Regions from separate parts of the Homo sapiens genome. Here region 1 is linked to region 2. A link is an interaction called in ENCODE POLR2A ChIA-PET data of the cell type or tissue named here. Cell type or tissue: Panc1. All regions are shown on one strand. Each heading gives the region's core, and the rest is flanking DNA. Links, peaks and the distances in the headings are about the cores only.

Region 1 (2,500 bases), core at 1-2,500, 150 kb after region 2:
TTGTGAAAAATTTCTTAACTTCTCATATTTTATATATGTCTAAATGTATAGGGAGTAGTTACCTCTGGAAGCTAACATTTATTTTCATTTATTATTTATTTATTTATTTATTTATTTATTTATTTATTTTTGTAGAGATGGGGTCTTACTAGTTTGCCGATGCTGGTCTTGGACTCCCGGCCTCAAGCGAACCTCTGGTTTCAGCCTCCGATTTAAATTGAAGTATAACACACAGTGACAAAAGCACAAAGCATAAACTTGATTATTTTTCATAAAGTAAACTTGTCTTCATTTAAAAGGACATTTTACAAAAAAAAAAAGCTATTAATAAAAACCATAACGGCAGCCACTTTCATCACTTCTAGCAGCAAGAGCTTGAACATTCATGCTCCCTATGGTATCGAGATGGAAGCTGACAGGTGTTCCATTGACTCAACTCAATACACCTCTAGTGCCAGTGGGTTCCCTTGAGCTCCAGGACAGTGAGCTCCAGCACAGTACAAGGGCAAACAGGAACCAAATCTGAATTATTACGATGCTGGATTCTACTCAATGCCCAGTTTTGGAAACTCTAGAGCTTGCTTTAAAAATAATCATTGTAAGAAACATTTACAATGTGTCTAAAATAAAAATTACTCTCCATAACAAAGTTCCATGTATAACAACACAGATTCTGTGAAGTAGCGAGTGAGAGATTTTTTTCCCTCTTCCTCTTAAGAGAAATTGAGGGTGAAGTCAGTGCCTCAAAAGCTGGCTGGAGCAGTGTTAGGTACAATGAACTATTTCAGTGTAGAATGAATTACAAAACAGTAATATGAAGGAAGGTTTGATTGTAAGCACAGCAGCAGCAAATCCTCCAACATTTACCCCATTATCATTTGGTGAGAGGGGAACCTTAACTCTAACCCTTTTACTGTTGTTGCTCTCTACCATTTTGCTTTTTCATAAAAGTTCTACATCAAAACTGTTACTCCCTCTTCCACAACAGCACTGAAAACTGTATTTCCTTAGAGCTATACTGTCCCCAAAATTGGAATACAGACTTCATGAGAGAATATTTTATCTCTGCCTACCACAGCATGTGAAAAAAAAGGAATTTTTTAAAATTTAAATGTTAAAAATTTTCCAATTCTACCAATACCTACCAACTTACAAAACTCTAGAGAACTCAGAAATACACAAACACACATTCCATTAACCACCAGAGTGATGATGCTGTCGCGTCATAGAGCCTCTGGAAAACCCCACTGTATAACTGGTGAGAGAAACAGAGGGAAAAAGGCAAACAACTTGAGAAGAATTACTTAACAAGACATAGGGAAGAGTAATCACTAAATCCTCAATAACACAATTTCCAATTCTATTTAGAATTTGGTATTTGGGCCCAGTGTGGTGGCTCACAGCAGTAATCCTAACACTTTGGGAGGCCAAGGCAGGAAGATGTCTTGAGCCCAGGAGTTCGAGATCGGCCTGGGCAACACAGTGAGACCCCATCTCTACAAAAAATTTTTTTATAAAAAGTAGCCAGGCATGGTGGTGCACGCCTGTAGTCCCAGCTGCTCGGTAGGCTGAGGTGGGAGGATAGCTTGAGCCCAAGAGGTCAAGGCTGCAGTGAGCCATGATTGCGCCACTGCACTCCAGACTGGGTGACAGAGTGAGACCCTGTCTCAAAAAAAAAAAAAAAAAAAAAAGAATTTGGTATTCAATATATAAAGCTAAATTTTCCAAAGACAAAAAACTTAGAAAAAAAAGTTTCCTACAAATGTTAAGTCATAAGTCTCAGAAACTCAAAAGAAGTGACATTTACTTCCTGGCTGAGGTTGCCCAATGGCTTGTCAGAAAGAAACCGAGAGAGAGGCACATCAAGATGAGATGGGGCATTAACTCCATAGTCAGCTTCAGAATTCAGCACTGTCCCTGGAGCACTCATTCCCAAGTGCCACCTAACAACAATCTGAGGTGAAGTAAAATCTCAATTTGTATAGAAAATGAATATCCGTAGAAAGAGGAGGCCTTCTGGGAAAAAAATCAACCTTGCGGCCAGGCACGGTGGCTCACGCCTGCAATCCCAGTACTTTGGGAGGCTGAGACGGGCAGATCACGAGGTCAGGAGATTGAGACCATCCTGACTAACAAGGTGAAGCCCCGTCTCTACTAAAAATACAAAAAAAAAAAAAATTAGCCGGGTGCAGTGGCGGGCGCCTGTAGTCCCAGCTACTCAGGAGGCTGAGGCAGGAGAATGGTGTGAACCCAGGAGGCGGAGCTTGCAGTGAGCCGAGATCGTGCCACCGTACTCCAGCCTGGGCGACAGAGCGAGACTCCGTCTCAAAAAAAAAAAAAAAAAAAAAATCAACCTTGCAGGTACTAATATGTAAGTCCTCCATGAATGATCCAGCTATGCTGGTAAATAAGTGAGGGCAACATTGTATCCCAACACAGGAAGGGGTCAAATTCAAACTATGTGAACTATGTGATCATACTAACAGAAACACCGTTAAAC
Region 2 (7,949 bases), core at 3,155-5,654:
AGTCAGTGACATTTTCCTTCCTCTCCACCCCTTGATTTCTTTAAATGAGCTCCTAGGCTAAAGATATTAGAGGCAAAGGAAGTACTCTAGGCTACTGAACCTCTGAACCCTCTGACCTCTGTCTGGGGGGAGCCTCTTTGTGTTCTTCCTCTCCCTCCTCCTCTTTTGCCCCTAGGATTCCTCCCTGAGTCACTGCCTAACTGGCTTTTCCTGGCCTAGAAAAGAGGATTTGCCCTAGATCCTGATATGGCTCAGCAACTTCCTGCCTTAAGAGGATGGGCAGCTTACATTTCTCCCTCTTGCAAGCTAGCCGATACAAGAAGTCTGTCTCCTCTGAAACCACCATGTTGTGAGGAAACCCAAGGTAGTCACATAGCTTGAGCCATAGAGGCCATATTAAGAAACAACAAGGTGCTATACATGTGAGTGAAGCTTTCTTGGACTTTCTAGCCCAGCCCAGCCCAGCTGACCGAAGCAGAGTGCATGATCTCAGTTAATGCCATACAGAGCAAAGGAATCTTCCAGCTGAATCCAGTTAATCCACAAAATTGTGAGAAATAATACATTTCTGTTGTTTTAAGGCATTAAGTTTTGAGGTAGTTATGCAACAGATAAATTAATATATGGATAAAACTTTATAATTATTTGTTATATATATAATATTACTTATTATTTCTGAACCATCTGAGAGGAAATGGCAAAAATCATAACCCTAAATTAAAGGAGACCATCTCTCATATTGTTTTCTGCCTAATTTCTGCCTCAAAGGAAAGAGAAAGTAGGAGTTAAAGAAAAGGCAGAAGTGAAATTCAATAGTCAGACAGCCTGGCGCCACACCCCAGGCCTGGTGGTTAAAGATCGACCCCTGACCTAATCACTTATGTTACCTATAGATTCCAGACATTGTATGAGGGAGCATTGTTTAACTCCCTGTTCAGTTCTGTTCTGTTATGATCACTGGTGCATGCAGCCCCAGTCACATAGCCCCCGCTTGCACAATGTATCACGACCCTTTCACTTGGACCCCTTAGTTAGTTGTAAGCCCTTAAAAGGGACAGGAATCTTGACATCGAGGAGGTCGGATCTTGAGATGCGAGTCTACCAATGCTCCTAGTTGATTAAAGCCTATTCCTTGCTAAAACGGGTGTCTGAGAGGTCTTGTCTAAGACAGGTCCTGCTACATTTCTTGGTTCCCTGACCAAGAAGCCAGGTGATTAGTGGACGGTTGAGGCAGCCCCTTAGGCGGCTTAGGCCTGCCCTGTGGAGCATCCCTGCGGGGGACTCTGGCAGGCTTTAGTGACGCGAAAAGAGCGCTCCCGGGTAGGGAATTGCCCGGGTGGAATGCCTCTCCAGAGCAGGGCATGGTAGGGCCCCGCGGAGGATTAACGCAGCGGATGAACACCGGCAAGGAATCGGCGCTTGGAGTCGCTTGGTGTCCGGACATCTGGAATATGGTAAGAAGCGGTCTTGGAACTTGCCCACTCCATTTGAGTGGAAGCCTGGCCTGATCACCCACAACGTGCTTTTATCGGTACCTTGGTTTTGGTTTTGATTTTGACTAGATTCGCACTGTTTTGGTTTAGATTTCAGTATTGACCTTCGGATTTGAACTGTTTTGGCTTTGATTTCGGTTCTGACTTGGCTCAAATTGCTTAATGAATGAGTAACTCCTTATCCGTACTTTGGTTTTAGTGTGAATTGCTTGGTTAGCGGGTGACTTTTTGCCCCCTCTCCCCTTCCCTCTTTGTGGTAAGAGTGTTGTTTTGTCTCCTGAGAGAGGAAAATGAGTAAAACACAAAGTAAGCCTACCCCGTTAGGAACTATGTTAAAGAATTTCAAGAAAGGATTCAATGGGGCCTATGGAATCGCTATGACACCTGAAAAGCTTAAAGCTTTGGTGAGATAGATTGGCCGGCATTAGAGGTGGGATGGCCATCAGAAGGAAGCCTAGACAGGTCCCTAGTTTCAAAGGTATGGCACAAAGTAACTGGTAAATCAGGACACCCAGATCAGTTTCCATACATAGATACTTGGTTGCAGCTGGTTTTAGACCCCTCACAGTGGTTAAGAGGACAGGCAGCAGTAGTAGTACTAGTGGCAAAGGGACAGACAGCCAAGGAAGAAAGAGTAGCTCCACTCCCGTCGGTCCTTTCCCTTGGGGAAGAGGAAGGAGAGAGGAGAACAGCAGAATACGCGGCTCACAGAGGCAAGGAAAGACCAGCAGAGAGAAAAAGAGAGAGAGGAGAAAGAGAGAGAGGAAAGAGAGAGAGAATACAAGAGGCAAAGAGAGAAAGAAAGACAGAGGAAGAGACAGAGAGACAAAGAGGAGTCAAAGAGAGAGAGAGGCAGAGAGAGGAAGAGACAGAGATAAAAAGAAAGTCAAAGAGAAAAAAAGAAAGTCAAAGAGAGAAAAAGAGAGATATACAAGTAGTTAAGAAAAAAACAGTGTGTCCTAGTCCTTTAAAAGCCAAGCTAAATTTGGAACCTATAATTGATAATTAAAGGTCTTCTCCGTGACCATGTAACACTCCAATACCACTTTGTTGTCAGCGTAAACAAGGGCATAGCCCAAAAGCACTGAGGCCACTGGCAATCCGTAGCCTCCCTATCAAAATTTCTTAGCCCAGTAATCCACAGATGGCCCATATACATTCAATCTGCAGCGGCAACGGCTTTGCTAACAGAAGCAAGTAGAAAAATAACTTTTAGAGGAAACCTCGTTGTGAGCACACTTCACCAGTTCAGAACTATCCTAAATTAAAAAAAAAAAAAAAGCAAAAACGTAACTTCCTGACTCAAAAATCTTAAAGTATGAGGCTATTCTGTTAGAAAAAGATGATTTAATATTAACCAATAAAAATTCCCTTAACCCAGCAGGTTTCCTAACAAGGGATTTAAATCTTAATTACCTTACAAAGGTCCGACCAGACCTAGGAGGAACCCCCTTCAAGACTGGACGATAGATGGTTCCTCCCGGGAAATTAGGGGAAAAAAAAAAAAGAGAGAGAAAAAGCGGGGGGGGGGGAGAGGGGGGCAGGGGGGAGTTTATGTAAAAAGAATGTTATATGGTAAATTCTTGTCCTAAAATAAATTAACTGGTTGTTTAAAGAAAAGGATGTTTGCAATAAGTCAGAAAATTGAGACATGTCGAAGAATTGTCTGTAAAAGTCGTGAAAGAAGAAAAAAATGTGTGTTATAAAAAAGGAATTTACGCAAGAAATGTTGTATAATTTAAAAGTAATTAGGCCTCCTGAATGTAAAACTATTGAAGAAACAGTTTATATGCAAGGTGTATGAGGAAAGTAAAATATACTTTTAGTAAAAGGATTATAAGGAGGCATAAAAATGTGGATTTTTATCTACATTAAAAAGTTAAAAAATTGTTTTTGTTTTGAAGGTTTAAGCAAGTTTTAAAACGTTAATTGTAAAAGAAATTCTGTGTATAAACATATTGGCTAAAGTTAAAGAGGTATCATCCAGTTTTTCTGTGAACTGGACATTAAAGTAAAAACACAACGGGTTTTTCTTAAAGCACTAACCTGCTCTTTAACAAAAATTATAATAGGTTAAAAAGAGTCTATAAAAATCTTACCTTATGGTCAGACATCAAAAATTGAATAAATATGTCTACAAAGTTTTATTAAAACTAAGTTTGACATTAATAACACACTAATATAAAGGTGAACTTTAGCTTATCTGGTATAAAAATCATACAGGAAGCATCGTCAGATATAAAATGGTATATGGCTTTCTTTGGCCTAAAAACTAATAAATATAGGTGCTAAAGGAAATTTCTCAGTAAAAAGGCACCAAGGACTATAAAATCTGCTGCTGATGACCCCACATTTAAAACAAAAGGTCAATTTCTTAGAAATTATATACTTGGTTTATCTTCCACTTTCCTTTCCCTCAAAACTAAAAGTCTTTTAGCACATGTACCACCCCTAGAATTTCCTGTAAACCAGCACCAGCCTGAAGATTACGTTCTCATCAAAGGGTGGAAAGAAGGAAAACTCCAGCCAGCCTGGGAAGGACCCTACTTTGTGCTGCTAACCACCGAGACTGCTGCTCGTACAGCAAAAAAGGATGGACTCATCACACCCGAGTCAAGAAAGCGCCACCCGGTCCGGAGTTGTGGGCCATAGTCCCAGGGGAAAACCCTACCAAACTAAAGCTAAGAAAAATTTAACTCTTTCATCTATTCTATTACTCTTTCTTCTTTCCTAGTTCTATTGCTGACCATCTAGTTATTAACATAACCAAGTCAATTTCGCCTCAAACTATTGCATTTAATGCTTGCCTTGTTATACCCTGTGGGGACTTGCCAAGTCTCAAAGACAGCTCTCTACTTCAGAAAAGTACCTCTGTCCCTCCTGACTGTCCTCAGACTGGGCATTAGTAAATTGGGATCATTTAATCCGGGGAGATTTTGATAGACCCCAGTGTCAACCTGGAGTATTGCCCCCTGATGTAGAGCTTTTATGCCATAGTTGGTCCAATGTTCTGTGGATCACTAAAGAGCAAGGATGACTGCCCCAACTGGTTTTTGTAATTTCCTAAAACCATACATTCATTTTACTAGAGTATCATAGAAGTTAAAGACTTAAAACAAACTTTGGCAATTAAGGCAGGATACCAAGATGCAAATGCCTGGTTGGAAAGGATCAAATATTCCGTCCGCACGTTAAACAAAAGCAATTGTTATGTTTGTGCACGTGGCAGGCCAGAGGCCCAGATTGTCCCCTTTCCACTAAGGTGGTCCTCCAGTTGACCAGGCGTGGGCTGCATGGTAGCTCTTTTCCAGGATTCCACAGCCTGAAGTAAAGGTCATGCCAAGTTCTCTCTCTGCTATATCCCGAAGTTCAGTACCCTGAGGGTCAGCCCCCAAGGGCCATCCAGCTTCCGTCTCCCAACACTAAGTTCACTTTGTGTCTCTCACAACAGGGAGGAAACTTAGTTTTCCTTGGAGACCTGAAGGGATGTAGTGAGTTTAAGAACTTTCAAGAGCTTACCAACAAGTCAGCCCTTGTTCATCTCCAAGCGGATGTGTGGTGGTATTGTGGTGGACCTTTACTGGACACTCTGCCAAATAACTGGAGTGGCATTTTTGCTTTACACCAATTGGCTATCCCTTTCACCCTGGCATTTCATCAGCCGGAGGGAAGGCAGGTGATAGAAAAAGGATGGATCTGGTTATTGGACAGAAGAATAGCCATGTCACAACTGCTAGGAGCCGCAGTTGTACTGGCTGTGCATGAGTCCACCCACCTGGGCCAAGAGTCACTTAAAAAGTTGTACTTCTACATCTTACATCTGTCAGCCCTTGGCAAAACAGTGGTGCCACAGTGTGTCACCTGCCGGCAGCACAATGCTAGGCAAGGTCCAACCATCCCGCCTGGCATACAGGCTTATGGAGCAGCCCCCTTTGAAGATTCCCAGGTAGACTTCACCGAGACCCCCAAATGTGGAGATCTCATCCCTAGGTTTGGACTGCCCTTGCAAATCGGCTCGGACAACGGGTTAGCATTTGTGGATGACTTGGTACAGAAGACAGCAAAGGCGATTGGGTATGGATCAAGGATTGGAACGTAGCCCCCTTGGAGCCACAGTGGAAAGGACCCCAGACCGCCATCTTGACCACTCCCACAGCTGTGAAAGTAGAAGGAATCCCAGCCTGGATCCACCACAGCCGCCTGAAACCCGCAGCACCTGAGACCTGGGAGGCGAGACCAAGCACAGACAATCCCTGCAAAGTGACTCTGAGGAAGATGACAAGCCCTGCTCCAGTTACACCTGGAAGCCAACTGGTCCATGCACGGCCGAAGTGTAATGAAACTCACCATGGGACTTACTTTCCTTAAATTTTGGACTTGTACAGTAAGGACTTCAACTGACCTCCCTCAAACCAGGGACTGTTCCTAGTGTATATATCAGGTCACTGAGGTAGGGCAAAAAGTTAAAACTGTCATTTTGTTCTATAGTTATTGTAAATATGTTGGAACCCTAAAAGGGACTTGTTTGTATAATGCCACCCAGTACAAGGTATGTAGCCCAGGAACTCACCAGCCTGATGTGTGTTATAACCCATCTGAGCCCCCTGTGGTCACAGTTTTTGAAATAAAATTAAGAACAGTCACCTGGTGGGGTCTAAACCATACTAAGAAAAATCCATTTAGTAAGTTTCCTAAGTTGAAAACTGTTTGGGTCCATCCAGAGTCTCACCAGGACTGGATGGCTCCAGCTGGACTATACTGGATATGCGGGCATAGAGCCTATACCAAACTACCTGACCAATGGGCAGGTAGTTGTGTTGTTAGCACCATTAAGCCATCCTTTTTCCTACTGCCCATAAAAATGGGTGACCTCCTAGCCTTCCCTGTCTATGCTTCCCGAGAAAAGAGGAGCACAGCCATAGGCAATTGGAAAAATGATGAGTGGCCCCCTGAAAGAATCATACAGTACTATGGGCCTGCCACATGGGCACAAGACTGCTCATAGGGATGCCGAACCCCCATCTATGTGCTCAACCAGATTATACGGTTACAAGCTGTCTTAGAAATAATCACTAATGGGCCAGGCGTGGTGGCTCCCGCCTGTAATCCCAGCACTTTGGGAGGCCGAGGCAGGTGGATCATGAGGTCAGGAGATCGAGACTATCCTGGCTAACACAGTGAAACCCCATCTCTACTAAAAATACAAAAAAGCAATTAGCCAGGTGTGGTGGCAGACACCTGTAGTCCCAGCTACTTGGGAGGCTGAGGCAGGAGAATGGTGTGAACCTGGGAGGCGGAGCTTGCAGTGAGCCAAGATCGTGCCACTGCACTCCAGCCTGGGTGACAGAGTGAGACTCCATCTCAAAAAAAAAAAAAAGAAATAATCACTAATGAAACTGGCAGAGCTTTGACCGTTTTAGCCAGGCAAGAAACCCTGATGAGAAATGCCATTTATCAGAATAGACTAGCCCTAGGTTACTTGCTAGCAGCTGAAAGAGGAGTTTGTGGGAAATTTAACCTAACCAATTGCTGCCTGCACATAAAGGGCAAGTAGTTAAAAATATAGTTAAAGATATAACAAAGCTGGCACTTGTGCCCGTGCAAGTGTGGCATGGGTTTGATCCTGGGACCATGTTTAGAAAATGGTTTCCAGTGCTAAGAGGATTTAAAACTCTTATAATAGAAATTATAATAGGAACCTGCCTGTTGCTTCCCTGTGTGCTGCCCTTGCTCCTTCAAGTAATAAAAAGTTTTGTTACAACTTAGTCCATCAAAATACTTCAGCACAAGTGTACTACATGAATTGCTATTGATCTGTCTTACAAGAAAACCTAGATAGTGAAGATGAAGATGAGAACTCCCACTAATAAGTGAGGTTCTCAAAGGGGGGACTAAGGGAGGAGACCACGTCTCATATTGTCTTCTGCCTAATTTCTGCCTCAAAGGAAAGAGAAAGTAGGAGTTAAAGAAAAGGCAGAAGTGAAATTCAATAGTCAGACAGCCCATCACCACACCCCAGGCCTAGTAGTTAAAGATTGACCCCTGACCTAATCGCTTATGTTACCTATAGATTCCAGACATTGCATGAGGGAGCATTGTGTAACTCCCTGTTCGGTTCAGTTCTGTTCTGATCACCGGTGCATGCAGCCCCAGTCACGTAGCCCCCGCTTGCACAATGTATCATGACCCTTTCACTTGGACACCTTAGTTAGTTGTAAGCTCTTAAAAGGGACAGGAATCTTGACTTCGGGGAGCTCAGATCTTGAGACACGAGTCTACCAATGCTCCCAGCTGATTAAAGCCTATTCCTTCCTAAAACTGGTGTCCGAGAGGTCTTGTCTAAGACCGGTCCTGCTACAAAATCTTTAATGAACAAAACTTCTGTTTATAAAACCACAGTACAGCTATCACTCAGGAAAGTTAACATTGAGACAATATTATCTATTTTGTCCCTAT

The links. Peaks named below come from ENCODE experiments on the same cell type or tissue, not always from the same donor. Only the 100,000 strongest peaks of a DNase experiment are listed, where the experiment ranks them.
Region 1: POLR2A ChIA-PET joins it to region 2 with 8 read pairs; 2 of 35 experiments call an interaction of 5 or more read pairs at or near these places.

What each region holds. Positions count from the first base shown.
Region 1 is chr10:72,093,543-72,096,042 of GRCh38, forward strand. It overlaps ASCC1 (activating signal cointegrator 1 complex subunit 1), which reads right to left. Exons shown (of 10, transcript NM_001198800.3): 10 at 2,490-2,500. Among named protein-coding and RNA genes, the nearest start is that of SPOCK2, 6.2 kb to the left of the region's middle. In Panc1, for the core only: no CTCF peak of the experiment used is centred there; no DNase peak of the experiment used is centred there; H3K27ac peaks cover 1,903 bases.
Region 2 is chr10:71,938,657-71,946,605 of GRCh38, forward strand. No RefSeq gene overlaps it. Among named protein-coding and RNA genes, the nearest start is that of CHST3, 22 kb to the right of the region's middle. In Panc1, for the core only: no CTCF peak of the experiment used is centred there; no DNase peak of the experiment used is centred there.